2 separate regions of the Homo sapiens genome follow, and region 1 is linked to region 2. The links are chromatin loops, found by intact Hi-C in ENCODE. Cell type or tissue: PC-3. All regions are shown on one strand.

Region 1 (8,000 bases), 87 kb before region 2:
ATACGTAAGCGAACAGTTATTGTATTAGTTTGCTAGGGCTGCCATAATAAAGTACCACAAACCAGTGGCTTAAAAAACAGAAATTTGTCTCACAGTTCTGGAGGCTAGAAGTCTGAAATCAAGATGTCAGCAGGGTTGATTCCTTTTGTAGGCTATGACGGAGACTCTGTTCCATGAATCTGTGCTAGCTTTTAGCAGCTTGCCAGCGATCTTTGGAGTTCCTTGGCTTATGGCAGCATAATTCCAATCTTTATGTGGCATTCTCCCCTTGTCCCTGTGTCCAAATTGTCTCCTTTTATAAGGACATAAGATATATTGAACTAGGGCCCAATCAAATGATTTCATCTTAACTTGATCTTCTGCAAAGACCCTACTTCCGTAAAAGGCTATATTGTAAGGTATAGGGAGGTGGTCAGGACTTCAACATCTTTTGGGGATACACAATTCAACCCACAACGGTGATCCTATATAAAGCTTGATTTCTTTAGATGTTTCATAAATTTTAAGCTCAGATGTCTCCTTGTTGCACTAACTCCAAGTGAAGGACCGTGTAGCAACATCGTCACTGGAAACCCACAGAAAAAAGACAAGACACAGCTTCATGTTAGAAAGGGCAGGCATTCAGCAAAGCATTGGTCCCATGCAGCAAGGGCCTATGCACTCTGTGTGTGTTCCATAGACTTCCATGCCAATTGAAACTCCAGCTATCCACACTATGCACATGTTAAAGACAGATACACTTTTCCATTCAATCAGGGACAATGCCGTTCACCGGCACCAAAATGAACCATGCTGTCATGTAGGATGGTGGCCTCAATGAGATACATCTTGATTTAATGGAGAAATAAAAGTGATATAAGATCATAAGCTAAGACCATCATAAAGTGCATGCAAGCACCCTATACTTTAATACTCCCAAGCTGCTTTTTAACTCTGAGTGAAAAAATTTGTCTAATGTCTACAGAAATGGTTCAACTAATTTCTTCCTTTAAGTAATATCAACCTGTCTACTATAATACACCTTAGTGGAAGCTGCCTTCTTTTCTTCGGTTCTTTTTTTTATGCTGGAACTCTGTAAAGATATAGGAATGGACACAGTGCTTATTTCTGAATGACAGGAACTCTCCCACAGAAATAAAGCAAATCCACACTTGATTACCGTCTTTACAGACCCTTTGCAAGCACCAGAGTCTGAAAATGAGTCACGTGGATGATACCAAACTGCCTTGGGCAGTAAAAAGCAGCCGCAGCTTTTCCCTACTCTTCCATTAATAATTCCTTCATTCAATCACACACAATTTTTGAACACATATTCTGTCTCATGTTCACTGTTTTAGGTTTAAATAGGGTAGTGGATATAGACCTCATTGAAAATGTAACACTTGAGAAAAGACTTAAATTACAAAAGGCGTTGATCATGAAATATATATAAAGAATATTTCAAGTAGAGGAAACAGCCAATGCAAAAACCCTAAGATAACGGCAAGTCTGGTAAGCTCAAGGAATAGCAAAGAGGCCAAGGTGGCTGGGGCAGAGACAATGAGAGGAGAGGAGTTAGAGTGGAGGTCAGGGAGGAGGTAGGGGCCGGTTCACATAAGGCTTTCTTGGATACTACAAAGACTTTGACTTTTACTGAAGGAAATGGAGAACCATACCAGCATTTTGAACAGAGAGAATGACCAGACTTTTGTTTTAAAATCTCTTTACCTTAAAAGTCATTTGTACATCAAAAGTGAAAGGCCAAGAATTGATAGCTTAAGCCAGTTCAGCACATGGAAATGGACCTTCACAATCCCAGCTCAAATCTCCAACTGCTAATAAGTTTGGCACCATTATAATTTTTTTTTTAAAGAAAGGAGCACCCGGGCATGATGGCTCACACCTGTAATCCCAGCACTTTGGGAGGCCGAGTCTGGTGGATCACTTGAGGCCAGAAATTTGAGACCAGCCTGGTCAACACGGCGAAACCCCATCTCTACTAAAAATACAAAAATTAGCTGGGCATGGTGGTACATATCTGTAATTCCAGCTACCCTGGTGGCTGAGCCACGAGAATCTCTTGAACCCAGGAGGCAGAGCTGGCAGTGAGCCGAGATAGTGCCACTGCACTCCAGCCTGGGCATCAGAGTGAGATTCTGTCTAAAAAAAAAAAAAAGAAAGAAAGAAAAAAAAAAAAGAAAGAAAGAAAAGAAAAGAAAGAAACAGAGATTATGCACATTGTATAATATTTATTTTAGGGCAGATCCGTCCCTAAAGTTATATGGGCTTAGATTTTATTCCCTACTCATTAAAATTAAGGAGTTGATTCTGACAGTTATCTATAAAATTACACATATACAGTATATTAATACTGTAGGAATCAGCCTTCATGGTCATCTAGGATGATCTTTGCCCCTGATATTCACATCTTTACAGTGAATAAACAGTAAATCACAGCTGGCCAGTATGACCAATACAATATGGCAGAAGTGATGGTGTGTGACTTTCAAGGCTAGGTCATAAAAGGCATTATAGCTTTTACCTTGTTCTCTTGAATCACTTGCTCTAGGAGAAACAGCCATTGTGCCATAAGGAGAGGGACACATGGAGAGGAACCAATTTGCCAGCCATATGAGCAAGTCACCTTGGAAGTGGAACCTCCAGCCCCACGCAGGCTTTCATTTGACTGCAGCTCCAGCCAACAACTGGTGACTGCAACCCCCTGGTGACATGCAGCCCCATGAGTGACCATGAGCCAGAATTGCCCAACCAAGCTGCTTCTAAATTTCCAATCAACAGAAATCATGATAAATAAAGTCCTCAGTATTATTTTAAGCCATGAAAGCTTTTGTTACTCAAGCGCAGATAACTGTTATATTCCAAATAATCTGTACAGTGATCATCAGTTAGCTACTGTTCAAAACATTTACTTTTGTGAGATATGCTTTTGAATTTCTGAACTCAACTAAACATTTAGTAATAAGATCACAGCCAGATAAAACTACATCAGGAAGTTGCAAAAAAAAATCTTTCATTTGACTGATATTACATTGAAAAAGTACTGGTTTGAAGTGATATAATGTTGGAGAAAGCATGGACTTTGAAGTCAGAAAAAAGTGGATATGAATAATGGCCATACTTAATAGCTTGAGCAAATTACTTAAACTAATCAAGTCTCAGTTTCTCAACCTATAAAACAGGGAAAATAATACTTAGCTTACACTGTTGAGAAAATTAAGTGAGATAATATGAAAAAATAATTTTATTCAATAAACATTAGTTTCCCTTTTCTTAAAATGAATCTGGGCCACGTTTGTTTTGTAAAGACAAATACTCTAAAAATAATAATTTAATGTATTATGTAAGCTTTATTTGCTTGTCTCATGGCTAATATTAATACTAATATTAGGCTTGAAATATTAGTATTAATACTAATTAATAAGTATTAATATTAATTAATATTAATATTAATACTAACATAAGGCCTAATATTGAGCTAACCAAACTCAAGAGTATTTACAATCAGTAATTCATTTGTTATTGGCCACTGAAATGGCATTTACATTTTGGAAACAGGAAATAACTAAATAAACACATTGCCCAATCAGATTACCCATAATATTTGTGTGACTTCTAAGACTAGGTCAGATATGAGACTTATTTTCAGTCTGTTGTTTTTCATCATAAATGTAATTTCAATGTCCAGATGACATATGGGTACATACATGGATGGACCAAAAAAATAAAAAAAAAAGAAGTCATCATTAATTCAATAGCACAATTAACTGAGTTTGTGACCTCAAATTTGGAAATATGGTTTGATTCACAATGAATATTCATAATTATCTTATTAATCATAATCTCATAAATAAATAACATACTGTCTTATGGGGTAAAGGGGAGCGAGAAGTTACCAGAATCTTGATCCCAATATCTACAATATTCACCAATGCATAGACTGTGTTATTAAACAATGTTTACATTTCTACAACGTAAAATTGACAGACGATGAAGTATATTTTCCCAGTTCTTTTACTTATCCTGCCTGTTTTCACAAGTTTTAGAGAGGACTTTAAAAGAAAGAAGAATGGATTACTGACTGATATGGTTTGGCTGTGTCCCCACCCAAATCTCACCTTGAATTGTAATAATACCCAGGTGTCAAGGGCAGGGCCAGGTGGAGATAATTGAATCATGGGGATGGTTTCCCCAAAACTGTTCTAGTGGTAGTGAATAAGTCTCAGGAGAGCTGATGGTTTTATAAATGGGAGTTCCCCTGCACAAGCTCTTTTGCCTACCACCATGTAAGACATGCCCTTGCTTCTCCTTTGCCTTCTGCCATGATTGAGGCCTCCCCAGCCGTGTAGTACTGTCAGTCCATTAAATCTCTTTCCCTTATAAATTACCCAATATCCAGTATGTCTTTATTAGCGTGAAAACTAACTAATATACTGACCAACAATGAAGTAAACAGTACCCAACCCAAGGTTCCCCCCAAATATGGTAAGCCATGGGCATATAATCTAATTATTTGAAAGAAAACAGATTGTGCTGGTTAAGAAATTAATCTGTATAACTATATCAATCAATTAATTTATTCTGAAAATATGTATTCTCATGAATGATGCTGCTTGACACATTATATATATAGTGCCTGTGAAATGAGAATGATATTATTTTGGAATCTAGCTGCCATGATAAATGGTATATCACTTTGAAATCACGGGACTAAAAATAGTAAAAGGGACTTTGGACTTTTTACTACCAAGGACACTTGATACCTTTTAGTGGTTTCCCCCATGAGTCATATTGTTTTGTTTTTGACAATCAAACTGCATTTAGTTAGTAATAATGGTTCTACTCTTATTAATAAAAAGCTATTTATTGCCGATCAGAATTTGTGATTTGCACAAGATAACTCAGTGTTGTCAAAAAGGGAGAGGTGAGTTTATATCAGCCAAACCAAGACCAAAACCAAAGAGATGTCTTAGTTAGCTTGTGTATATTGTGATTTTATGTCTTATTTTCATTAGACTTTTTTAAATACTGAAAGTGAGTCTTTCCCCTATTACTTCCTCCAAGGATTCTAAATGAGAAGAACTATTCAGGTCCAACCACCTCCTTTGAAGGACAATCATGACCAGAGCGGTAGATGATTAGTCCAAGCACACAGCTAAATAGTGGCATAAGCTGGACAGTAAATTACATATTAAAACAAAGACTGGTGCCTTTTCTCCACTGCGCTAAAATGATTGGAGGTTTGCCCATGACAACTACCAGCTCAATAAGCCAAATCAATAAAAATTTCAATCACAACTGTTGCTTGGCATACACAGATAAGCCCTCTAAAAGAACAGGGAACTCTTAGACACTTAGGATAATGCTAAACAGATAGGACAACTAATAGAAGGACTTGTTATGTAATGTTCTCCCTCTCAAAGTGTCAGAGTCAACCAAAGAGGTAGTTCTGCTGTTTATTGTGTTTTAACTCCAAAGATAACCTCACATTTACAATACCATAAATTCTCCCTAACAATGTTGTATAATAACATTAGCATTGGTTCTTAAATGGTTCTTCTGACCATTAGGAAAAAAATTTTTAATAGTAGGTCTAAAACCATAGCTTTCTATGTCAAAATTCTCTCTTCTTTTTTTCTAAGCATTTTAAAGTCAAGTAGCCTATACAAATTTATAGGAAAAGTGCTTTCGCTTACTTTTAATGTGTCAACTTCAGAGCCAGTCTTCATTACTATGTTAATCACTGTGGTCTTTATTAATGGATATTTTATCCCAACTATGTAACAACTTACTTACAGTAGAACAATAACTAATAATTAGGGACAGAATTGGTTCACTCTTGAAACCTAGAGACTAATGATTAACTAACACAACTGAGTCCAGTTTGAATTGGAATGGCTTTGAACTCATAGAATGGCTTTGAACTCATAGAATTTGAACTTATAGAATGAGTCCTTTTGGCTTATTATCAGACTTCTTGTGTATTCTACAATACAGTGTAGAAAAATAAACATACACTCAATGTTCAACATAAGTTATGCTAAGAATGAATTTATAAATCACTTAAAAATGTTAAAAAGTAAAATGTAACTGAATAATATGATGATTAGGTAATATAAAGACCCATAGTCTTTATTTAATATTATTGGTGTTAGGCTTATCTGAGTAATCAACATATACAACTTTAATTCTACAAATAACACCATCAATAATTTGGATTAGTAATCTTAAGTTATGTCTATATAGTAGTACACAATATACTACAATATACATATAACTTCAATAAGTCTCACAGGCTGTGTGGAGCCAACATTGCACTACAGTTACGTTGGAACTGGCTTAATAACAAAGATTAATTTTAACTATAGGTTGAGTATCCCTTTTCCAAAATGCCTGGGACCAGAAGTGTTTTCGATTTTGGATGTTTTTGAATTTGGAAATATTTGCATATACATAGTGAGATATCGTGAGAATGGGACTCAAGTCTAAACACAAAATTCATTTATGTTTCTAATATACCTTATATGCACGGCCTAAAGGTAATTTTATACAATATTTTAAATTATTTTGCAAGAAACAAAGTTTTAACTGTGCTTTGACTGAAACCCATTACATGAGGTCAGGTGTAAATTTTCCACTTGTGGTGTCATGTTGGCCCTCAAAATGTTTCAGATTTTGGAGCATTTTGGATTTGGGATTTTCAGATTAGGCATGCTCCACCTGTATTTAGTAAACTGAACTGTGGTCAAAGTAATTTTTTAGCTGCTGTGCTGTTTTATTTATTGCCATCAGCGATAAAGGCTAGCTTCCCCATAAGTACTTTATAAATCATATCACCAGTTTAAGGCTTATAAAAACTATTTTAATTCTATGTGATTTAATGCTTTCAATAATCCATCAGGATTTTTCTTTAGATCTTTAAAAGGACTGTAAGGAGTTCAGAGATGATAGAGATTAAATTTACAGGATACTCACAATGAGAGCAAAAGGAATATTTCATCACCCCATATACATGTACATACAGCATTCTAATGTAGTAGATTGTTTTACTATCCCAAAGCATTAAGATGTGAATGTGACTTCTCAATTTTCCTGAAAATTATGTGGGTCAAGGGGGAGAGGGCCAGTGCCAACACCATCACCATATGGTTCCAGGCTAAAATTTTAAAATATTTTCCCATACTTCTATGTTATTGCTAACTCAACAATTTTAGTCTCTTCTTCCAAAGGGGGAAAAGGGGAAGGAAAGAAACACTAAGTCAATGACATTTTCATAACAAACTTTGAAACACTGTTATGGTGCTGTTGGATAATTCAAGGACATTATCCTCACCCTCAGCTCAATGTCTAAAAATACTTGCAACGATTATTGTCAAAAACCATTTATGACTTCCTTTGGAGGATAAGAGAATAATAAACTTCAGTCTTGTAAATATCATTATCAGAACAGTCTCCATAAAATTCTTCTCCTTCCTTTCTTATTCTTAAGCTATTTATTTTGATGAAACTGAGCTTTCTAAACCTATCAAAGAAGATTTTACTTGGACCGACTGACTTCCTTCCTCCTTCCATCTTTTCTTCCTCCCTTCCCTCTTTTCTTCTGATGCTTATTCACTATATATGGACTAAGCATTTACTATATGCCAAACACTGTTCTAGGTGCTAGACAGTCAAAGGCAAATAAGGGGGGAAAAATCCCAAGCCAATTATGGAATTGAGGTGGAAGCAGGTGCAGGGGGAGGAAAGAGCATTAAGAGATGAGTCCAAGAGAAGAGCCATAATACAAACAAGAAGAATGATCTATCAAAGGGATCCACAGACATCAGATCTTCTGCACAGTGTGTCTAGTCTCACATTATAGTCTTACATTTCATCTGCTATGCTCAAATGTATCCTAAAGTAGAACTAGGCAATTAAGATAAACCAACAGCTACAACAACAGAAACTTTAAACCCAGTGCAGCAGACATTAAAATCTTCACCACTGCAAACCATTTACACCTT
Region 2 (8,000 bases):
AGTCAAACACACAAGACATTTTTTTTTTAAAAGACTAAAGCTACTTGTATTGACACATCTGTAAACAAAAGGAGAACTTCATAAATAACCCCCTTTCCAATGACACACTCATCCAAGGATTTGTCTGCATTAGAAAATGTCATAGGGCATCAGAAAAGTTTTCTCTTGAGTATTCAGGTAAGGTGCATAGCATGTCTGTGCAGAAGAAAAAAGAGACACTTAGGATCCATTTCAAACATAAGCCCATTACCTCTGGCGGGCTTTCGCTAAAATTCTAGCTGCAACTGAAATGTCCCTGTAAACAAGGTTACTGAGAACAGCCCCAGATATTCCTCTCAGCAACACTTTCCTAGGAGCCCTTCAGCTGTCTGCCGGGTTAGTTATACCTTATCTTGCTGCACTGCCATTCTCATGCTGATTCACATTCAGAACTCAAAATGAAAGCTGAAATATCTTGAAGATCACTTAATATTGAAATACTGTTGCGGTAATAAGTGGTGCTCAGTCAGAGATGGGAACATGGTACTCTCTTGGTAACCTTTTAATTTCTGGAAAAATTGTACAGAATAAATTGAGCAGCACACACGGAAACCTAATCGATTGATCTGCTCTATTTTGTTAAAGCAACACCCATCACAAACTCCCCTGGCTCCCCAGGCAATTCCCGGTAAAGAAGACCAGCAGGTTTCAGTATATACCATGCACGAGGACTTTGATGCTATTTTGATTTATTAAAGAAAGGGAACAATCTTCTATCTCCATTCATCACCCCAGTCAATGGACAGTTTTATGTGCTATGTGATACCATTCTCGATATACACACGTTTAATTCTACTTAATGCGAGTTTAAAGAGTTATGAGAATTGCTTTAGTAAGAATAACAAAGCCATGCGTAACAGACAAATGTACGCTTAAATGATCATCCAGGCCTGCTTCCTTATATACTTGATTCTTTTTCTATTTGAAGGAGATGAAACCTCATCAATGTCACTTCGTCTCCATCAGTGTTTTCATGTCTCTTCTTCCTGTCAGGCATTCCTCAGCTCGGGATTTGAGAAATGTTCAAATTTCCCTCTATTTCCCACAATGACAGAACTGTTTCTCAGGTTGGTTAACTCATTTTGACAACATCAAATCTGCTGGACAGGAAAAAAAAAAAAGAGAGAGAACCCTGAAACCACTCCTCAATCCCATTTTTCTGTCTTTTTCTCTAAGACATTTCCGACTCTTTTTCTCTCGCCTGCTGCTTCTGAATTTGGGCATTTTCCAAACACACTCCCCTATTTGGTCTTTGGGCAGTGTGAGAAACAAATGAGAGTTTCTCTTCAAAACTAGACCAAGTCATTCAGCTGCTCTGAAACATACTTCACAACATCCGCAGGTCTCTTGATCTTGACTTAAAGTATTAGGCAGGAGTGTTTTGAAAGTAGTAGGAGGTCATATGGACCTAACAGCTTCTCTTAACCCACATGCTGAGAATTTCTTTTTTTCCTGTCTTTTTTTTTTTTTTTTTTTTTTTTTTTTGAGAGAGAGAGAGAGAGTGCTATTTTCAACATTGCCCTCTGGTTTATGTTAGTGAAATCATTTGCTTTCTGTGTGTGTCTGTGTCTTATTGCATGGCCACTGGTTCTGGTACTACAACACAAACATAGCAAACGTGCTTCCCTAACATAAGCAGACCCATGTGGCAATTCACAACATAACCGAGACAAGCACAATAAATAAACACATACATAATCATTCCACAGCACTGAGGCAGGCGGGGGTTTCTACAGGCCCTTCCGGACTCTTCCAGAATTGCTCATTAAGATTCTGAAAGGGGGAGAGGGTGCAGCTTGGAAAAGGTTGCCGGAAGGGAAAAGAAAGGGAGGAGGGGAGCTTTGCCCTCTGTGTCTTTCTGTCTCTGAGACTCTCCCATCACCAAACAAGGGGTGCAGGGGTCTATCCTGCAGAGGCTCTAACAGACTTGAGGGGTAGAAGGAGGTAGATGGTTTAAAATAGTTAAATGATGATCGGGTGACCTCCGTGCAACTTCAGCGACTCCCTCGGGAAGGTGAAAGGGTTGGGGAGAGAGAAGGGAGGGAAAGCAGCGTAGAGGACAGGAGGGAGACACCTAGGACTACAGCAGCAGCAATCACCAGAAGGATTTTCCAGCCCATGACAGCAGTCCTCAACTCCTGGCACCACCCTCTCCCCCAACGACCCCTGCTCCATATCCCCTCACCCTAACCCCTCCCCTCCCAGCGCCCTAACTCTGCCCTCACTCTTTGCCACTTTACCAAGCACTGAAGTCTCTATCCAGGAAGGGGGATGGGAGGGGTGTTTAAAGAACAAATCTAATTGCAATTAGAATTCATCTGTGTCTCCAGCACACACGCTCACAGTTTTGCAGTCATGGTAAGGCAAGTCTACAAGAGGTGGGCAGTACTTATGGTTGTGTTATTCAGGGAGGGGTTGCTTTTTTTTTTTTTTTCCAAGAGACTATAAGCAAGTGAAGGGGGAAGGGGGTAGCAATCTAGATTTCAACCAGGACTGCAAATAAAGAATGCCCCAGATGCAAATGTCTGTCTCCAGATGTTGATGATAAGGATTTGGACCAGTTACCTTGGCAGGGTCAGAACTGCAGCAGGTTAATCAGGTGAGTCGTCGGGGATTTTAAAGAAGCCGAAGCCGGTTTCTTTGGCTATGAAAGTCTACAAAACCCCCATGCAGGAACATTGCACATCTTACACACGCCTCCTTTAACTGGGCTCCCGCGACCTCGGCAGGCGAGGGGGTGCTGGCCGGCCCTCCGGTGGCAAGGGCACGGCCCCCCGCTCTGCCCCCGCGGGCGCGGGGCCGGCCTGGCACCCGGGGTCCGCGTCCCGAGCGGCTGTGCACTCACCGAGCCGGGCTGCGAGGGGCAGAGGGGCGCCCACGGCTAGCCGGAGCGCCAAGGCGCCTCCCTTTTCTCTTGGTAGCGTCGGTCCGCACTCCCTGTGACCCAGGACGTCATGATGCCTGTCTGTTTTCTCAATGATAACTTGGCAGAAGAAGAGAGAGGCTGCCAGGTTCTCCTCGGGTGGTTACGTGGTATGTGCACGATTCTGTTTGCATGCGTTTCTCTTTTTAAAAATAAATATCTATATTTTTCTAAAAAAAATTCCCGGCACTGTCATGATTTGATTGCATTATTGCGTTTGCATAATTGACGCCTCTGGGTGTGTATATATGTGTGCATATGCGTGTGATTTTTTTCCCCTTTAAATCCTGCTGCTCCTGCCGCCGCCGCAGCCGCTGCAAACGGAAAGCAAGCATGCGTTCATCTTTTGTCTTTCATTTTACCTTCAGGGTGACATTCAGTGCCAACTGCTCCCTTTTGACCGTCACCAATCCCCGCCTGGGCAAAATAAATTTGAAAAACGTGGGGGGAGGGGAAGGAAGAGCCCCCTCAGCCCGAATGCTGGGGTTTCCATTCCTACGGCTAGGGATCCCAAACCTACCCAACCCACCTCCCAACCCTGAAAAACCATTTTCCCTTCTACCCACCGGGCCCAGGCAGAGAATCGGCACCAAGACAGCGAGGAGCATCCACCCAGGGCCAGACACTCATGTTCGCGGCTCGCACTTGCTGACTTGCATCTCTCAGTTGCATTCCCGGTGTGTAGGCCTCTCACAACTGGAGCTATTTTTGTCTCCCAGAGATGTTCTTTAAAGCCTTTTAAAAATGGGGAGGGGTCAGGGAAGAAAGAGCGAGAGACAAATAGAGAGAAAGGGACCCAGAGAGAAGCCCAAACCCCTAGTTGAGAAACTCGACTGACACATCATAAAATTTGGGGGGCTCCGGGCATCTGGCCCACCAGGGGAGTCTGGAAGGGCAAGAAGGATAACTAGATTTTATTTAACTCATTCTACAACAGCAGGAAAACTTTTTTTTAATACAAAGATGTTATTGCTAATTATGCACTGTATCTGTTATTTTTATAATTATGCTCAGAATCAGTAGGAGTGGTCTCAAGAACAATCCTTAACGTTTACTTCTGCAAATATGAGAATGCATTTTTAGCCGGTGTGGCCACATGGCAGGTAAAGCACAGATTACTTCTTTTTCTAATATTTGTGTTATTTGTACATTGTCTGGTACCTTTTATGTAGCTTCTCTTAATCATAATGTTGTGTATATTACCCAACATGTGGCATATTCCTGATAAATAAGTATCTAGCACCAGGTTTGGCAAATGCTTTGCTCTGCTTTATCAATAATTATCCATTTGGAGTAACAACATTTGTTTAGGAATTTTTATTTTCACCGAGCCTGTAGTTGGCCTTTGTCACCATCATGTATTGGTGGAGTCACTGTTCCTACTAATTCCAAATTCCTAAAAGATGACAGCAGAGGCCGAGGTTGCAAAAAATTAAGCACAAGGAGAGTTTTGAATCTGAAAAGCACAGCCGATTGAGAGAAAAACTTTTGAATTCATCCATAATAATCTGCAGCTGCTCGAAGGTTTAAAAATAGTTTACCTATTTGAGAGGTCGGATAAGTTTAATGAAAACAGCAAGTAACTTACTAGATCTTTTCCCTTTAGAGTCACAGTCCAAGAATCATTCGCAAATTCCACAGGGAAGATATTGTAATTATGCAGAGACCAGATGATCTGAATTGGAGAAACTAGACTAAGAGGGTCTGAGGACTATTGACTGATGGCCAGATCCCAAAACTTGGCCTATGTCTCTCCACCTTGAAAATTGGACATAGCTTCTCTGGCTCACTTTGCTTATCTGTCCCTTTGGCATGCCAGAAGGATGAATTGGTGCAGTCTTGTCGGGTGCTTAGATGTTACCAGAGGCATAGATGTTTCCAAAGAGGGCAAAGGCCTATTGAGAACTCAAGGAGGGATTACTATAGGCGTTATTGGTAACTTTCCAGTAACTATCCAAGAGGTACTCGTTAATATTCAATCTACCATCCTGGTTCTCCAGCTTTTTTACTTATTAACCTTGGAATTGGACCTTTAAAGACTCACCACAAAGCGAAAGAACCATAACAATTTGACTAACTTTAATCCTCTGAAATCCAATTTTGTTTTGTTCTTTTCAGACAAATGTCTTCCATGCTGTTTGTCACCACTCCACATGCCAGTTCAGGCAGCTGAGTGGTTTCTTACCCCAGGAGTGAGATGTTTGAGCAACTAGCAAAGAGTAGAGGCAGCGTACCCAAGAACTCTGGAGTTTGAATAGATCCTTTCTAAGCCTAGATTCTCTAAATCCAACTCTGCCTAGGAACCGCTCTCTGTTGCTTATTCAAGTTCAAACTCTGCAGACTACTTTCAAGTCTTTATTTTCCGGCTTCATCCAAAATATAATAGTTAATATTGTTGGAGCATGTTCAGTTTCACTTCCCAACCAAACCAAAGGGCATAAAAATGCTTACTAAGGTAGACGGAAGATATAGAAGGCAATGCCCTAAACTTTACTCATGCTTAGACCTTGTAAATCTAATTAAACCTCCTCAACAATATGGGAATGGAAGTATTATTATCCCCATTTCTGTGCCAAGGAAACTGAGGCACAGAGAAGTTGAGTAATTTGCTCAAAATTACACAGATGGGGTTCAAATTAAAGTGTCCTGAGTGTTCGCCATCAAGCTCTCTGCTTACCTACCTACCTACCTATTCAAACTTATTTCCAACTACTGGCATCACTGAGCCATGGTTCAGTCAGGCTGGTCACCCACTGTTCATCTCATACACTCTGTTGACTCACACTGCGATCCCAGTGTCGAAGCTTTCAACTCCCTCTTCACTTCCCAATTCCTTTCTGAACAAATATGCATTTTTCCGCTTTCTCTTCGGGTTTACCTAACATAGTGCTAAGTACAACACTGGCTCTCATTAAATACCTTCTGATGCATTAATTGACATAAAATTGCCTTATGGAGACCTAGAATGCCACTTTTCAATTTGACAGAAATTAAAAGTTTTATGTAGCAAAAGTGTTATCCTTTCAGCTGAAGAAATGACAAGCTAATTTCTCCATATTTTAGACAGTCCCTAGAAAACAATTTAGGGAAGCATTCTATGATAAGGTAGAACTTCATATGGGGAGTGAGGTGGGTGAGCAGGTATATAATTGTAGTACTTGAAAAGCTACTGTAAACTTAATTATTATGACTTTATAGCTCTTATGAGTCTTTCTCTGCTATATTTTGAATTTTTGATGTCAAGATATTAAAATTTCCATTTAAAAGGAAAGGAAAACAAATAAGAACCCGTAGGCAGGAGATATGTGATCTCATCTTGGAGCTGCTGCTAGTGCTCGCTGTGTGACCTCTGGCAAATTATTTAACCATTCTGGGCCTCAGTTCCCTAATTGCACAAGGAAGGGTTGAACCAGTCTCCAAGGTCCCTCCAGCTCCAAGCTTACAAGTATGACACAGGATGTGAGAGAGGAGAAAAAGCAAGAACACTCAGCCTGGAGTGAGACTTGTTTTTTTGAAGGATGCGAAAAAAATGCTGGAGAGCTCAGGTAAAGTTAGACAAGTTTATGTCTCTAATTCCTGTGTAGAGTTAAAGGCAGCTCAGGAAAAAAAAAATCCATGCAAAAATATGTTCAAACCTACGGTTTCCGGTGGCTCACACCTGTAATCCCAGCACTTCAGGAGGCCAAGGCGGGAGGATCGCTTCAACCCAGGATTTTGAGACCAGCCTAGGCAATGTAATGAGACCCCTTCTCTGCAAGAAATAGAAAAAATCAGCAGGGCATGGTGGCATGTGCCTGTTGTCCCAGCTACTCAGAAGGCTGAGGCAAGAGGATTGCTTGAGCCCCGAAGTCAAGGCTACAGTAAGCGGTGATCGCACCACTGCACTCCAGCTGAGGTGACAGAGTGAGACCCCTGTCTCAAAAAAAAAAACACACACACACATATAAAAACCCTACACTTTACAAAACTGCCCTTTTTTAATGAGATAAAATTATTTATTATTATATTTTTTATTAATAATAAAATATTATTATCTGAGACAGGATCTGGCTCTGTATTCCAGGCTGGAGTGCAGTGGCCTGACCATAGCTCACTGTAACCTCAAACTCCTGGGCTCAAGCAATCCTCCTGCCTCAGACTCTGGAGCAGCTAGGACTACAGGTACGTGCCACCATGCCCAGCTATTTTTTTAAACTTTTTTGTAGAGATGAGGCCTCGCTATGTTGTCCAGGCTGGTCTCAAACTCCTGGCCTCAGGCAATCCTCCTGTCTTCACCTCCAGAGTTGCTGGGATTACAGGCATGAGCCACTGCACCCAGACCCCAAGATGAAATTATCAACAACCATGTTTACCAGTAGCCTACCATATCAGCCAAAATGTTATTAGTCATTATTCATGTGTGCCTAAAACTTTCTTTCTAACACTATCAAATCGTATAGACCTAATTTGATATGAATGGATCCAACCTATTTTGCCTTGATGTCTTCAACTCACGTGTAGCTTGAATTAAATCATGAAGAACAGAGGTCTACAGAGACTTGGGGTATAGAATCAGAATGAGACTTTTTGCATGTTTCCTGTTTAACTGAGTAAGCCTGTGTTCTTTTCCTTATTTGTCCTCATGTGTTGAATAATTACAACTCATTGACTTTCTCATCAGGTTTTTGTTGGGATAAAATGAAGTAGTGGAAATGAGACAGACTCTACCAATACAACAAAATATTATCATGTCAGATGTGCCTTATCTTACATCTGAGTTGTATTTCTAAAAAGTTTACCAAGTTAGCAGAGCATGTGGAGACAAGATGTCAGGTCCCCTGGCTGAGAATCTGAGCTGATTTCTGCACATCTTGCTAGTTATAGGATTTCACAAGGTCCTGTAGCTAGTGAAGAGCAGAATTGAGTTGGCTATACAAATAAACTGCCCTCTCCACAGACCATTCTCAAAAGACATGGTACAAACTCTGGGAAAGTAGGCAGCCAATCACATCTCACCAAAGACCAAATTCATTCAAACATTTATTTAAAATAGAAATGT

What was found. Peaks named below come from ENCODE experiments on the same cell type or tissue, not always from the same donor. Only the 100,000 strongest peaks of a DNase experiment are listed, where the experiment ranks them.
Region 1: a loop joins it to region 2, with 5 times the contacts of the local background. A loop is called at or near these places in 3 of 110 quality-filtered maps.

Annotation. Positions count from the first base shown.
Region 1 is chr1:217,000,160-217,008,159 of GRCh38, forward strand. It overlaps a transcript of ESRRG not described here. Among named protein-coding and RNA genes, the nearest start is that of ESRRG, 280 kb to the left of the region's middle. In PC-3, no CTCF peak of the experiment used is centred here; a DNase peak (open chromatin) is centred at 4,782; H3K27ac peaks cover 736 bases.
Region 2 is chr1:217,086,903-217,094,902 of GRCh38, forward strand. It overlaps a transcript of ESRRG not described here. Among named protein-coding and RNA genes, the nearest start is that of ESRRG, 370 kb to the left of the region's middle. RefSeq lists a silencer at 2,492-2,692. In PC-3, no CTCF peak of the experiment used is centred here; DNase peaks (open chromatin) are centred at 2,719 and 3,009; H3K4me3 peaks cover 2,763 bases; H3K27ac peaks cover 502 bases.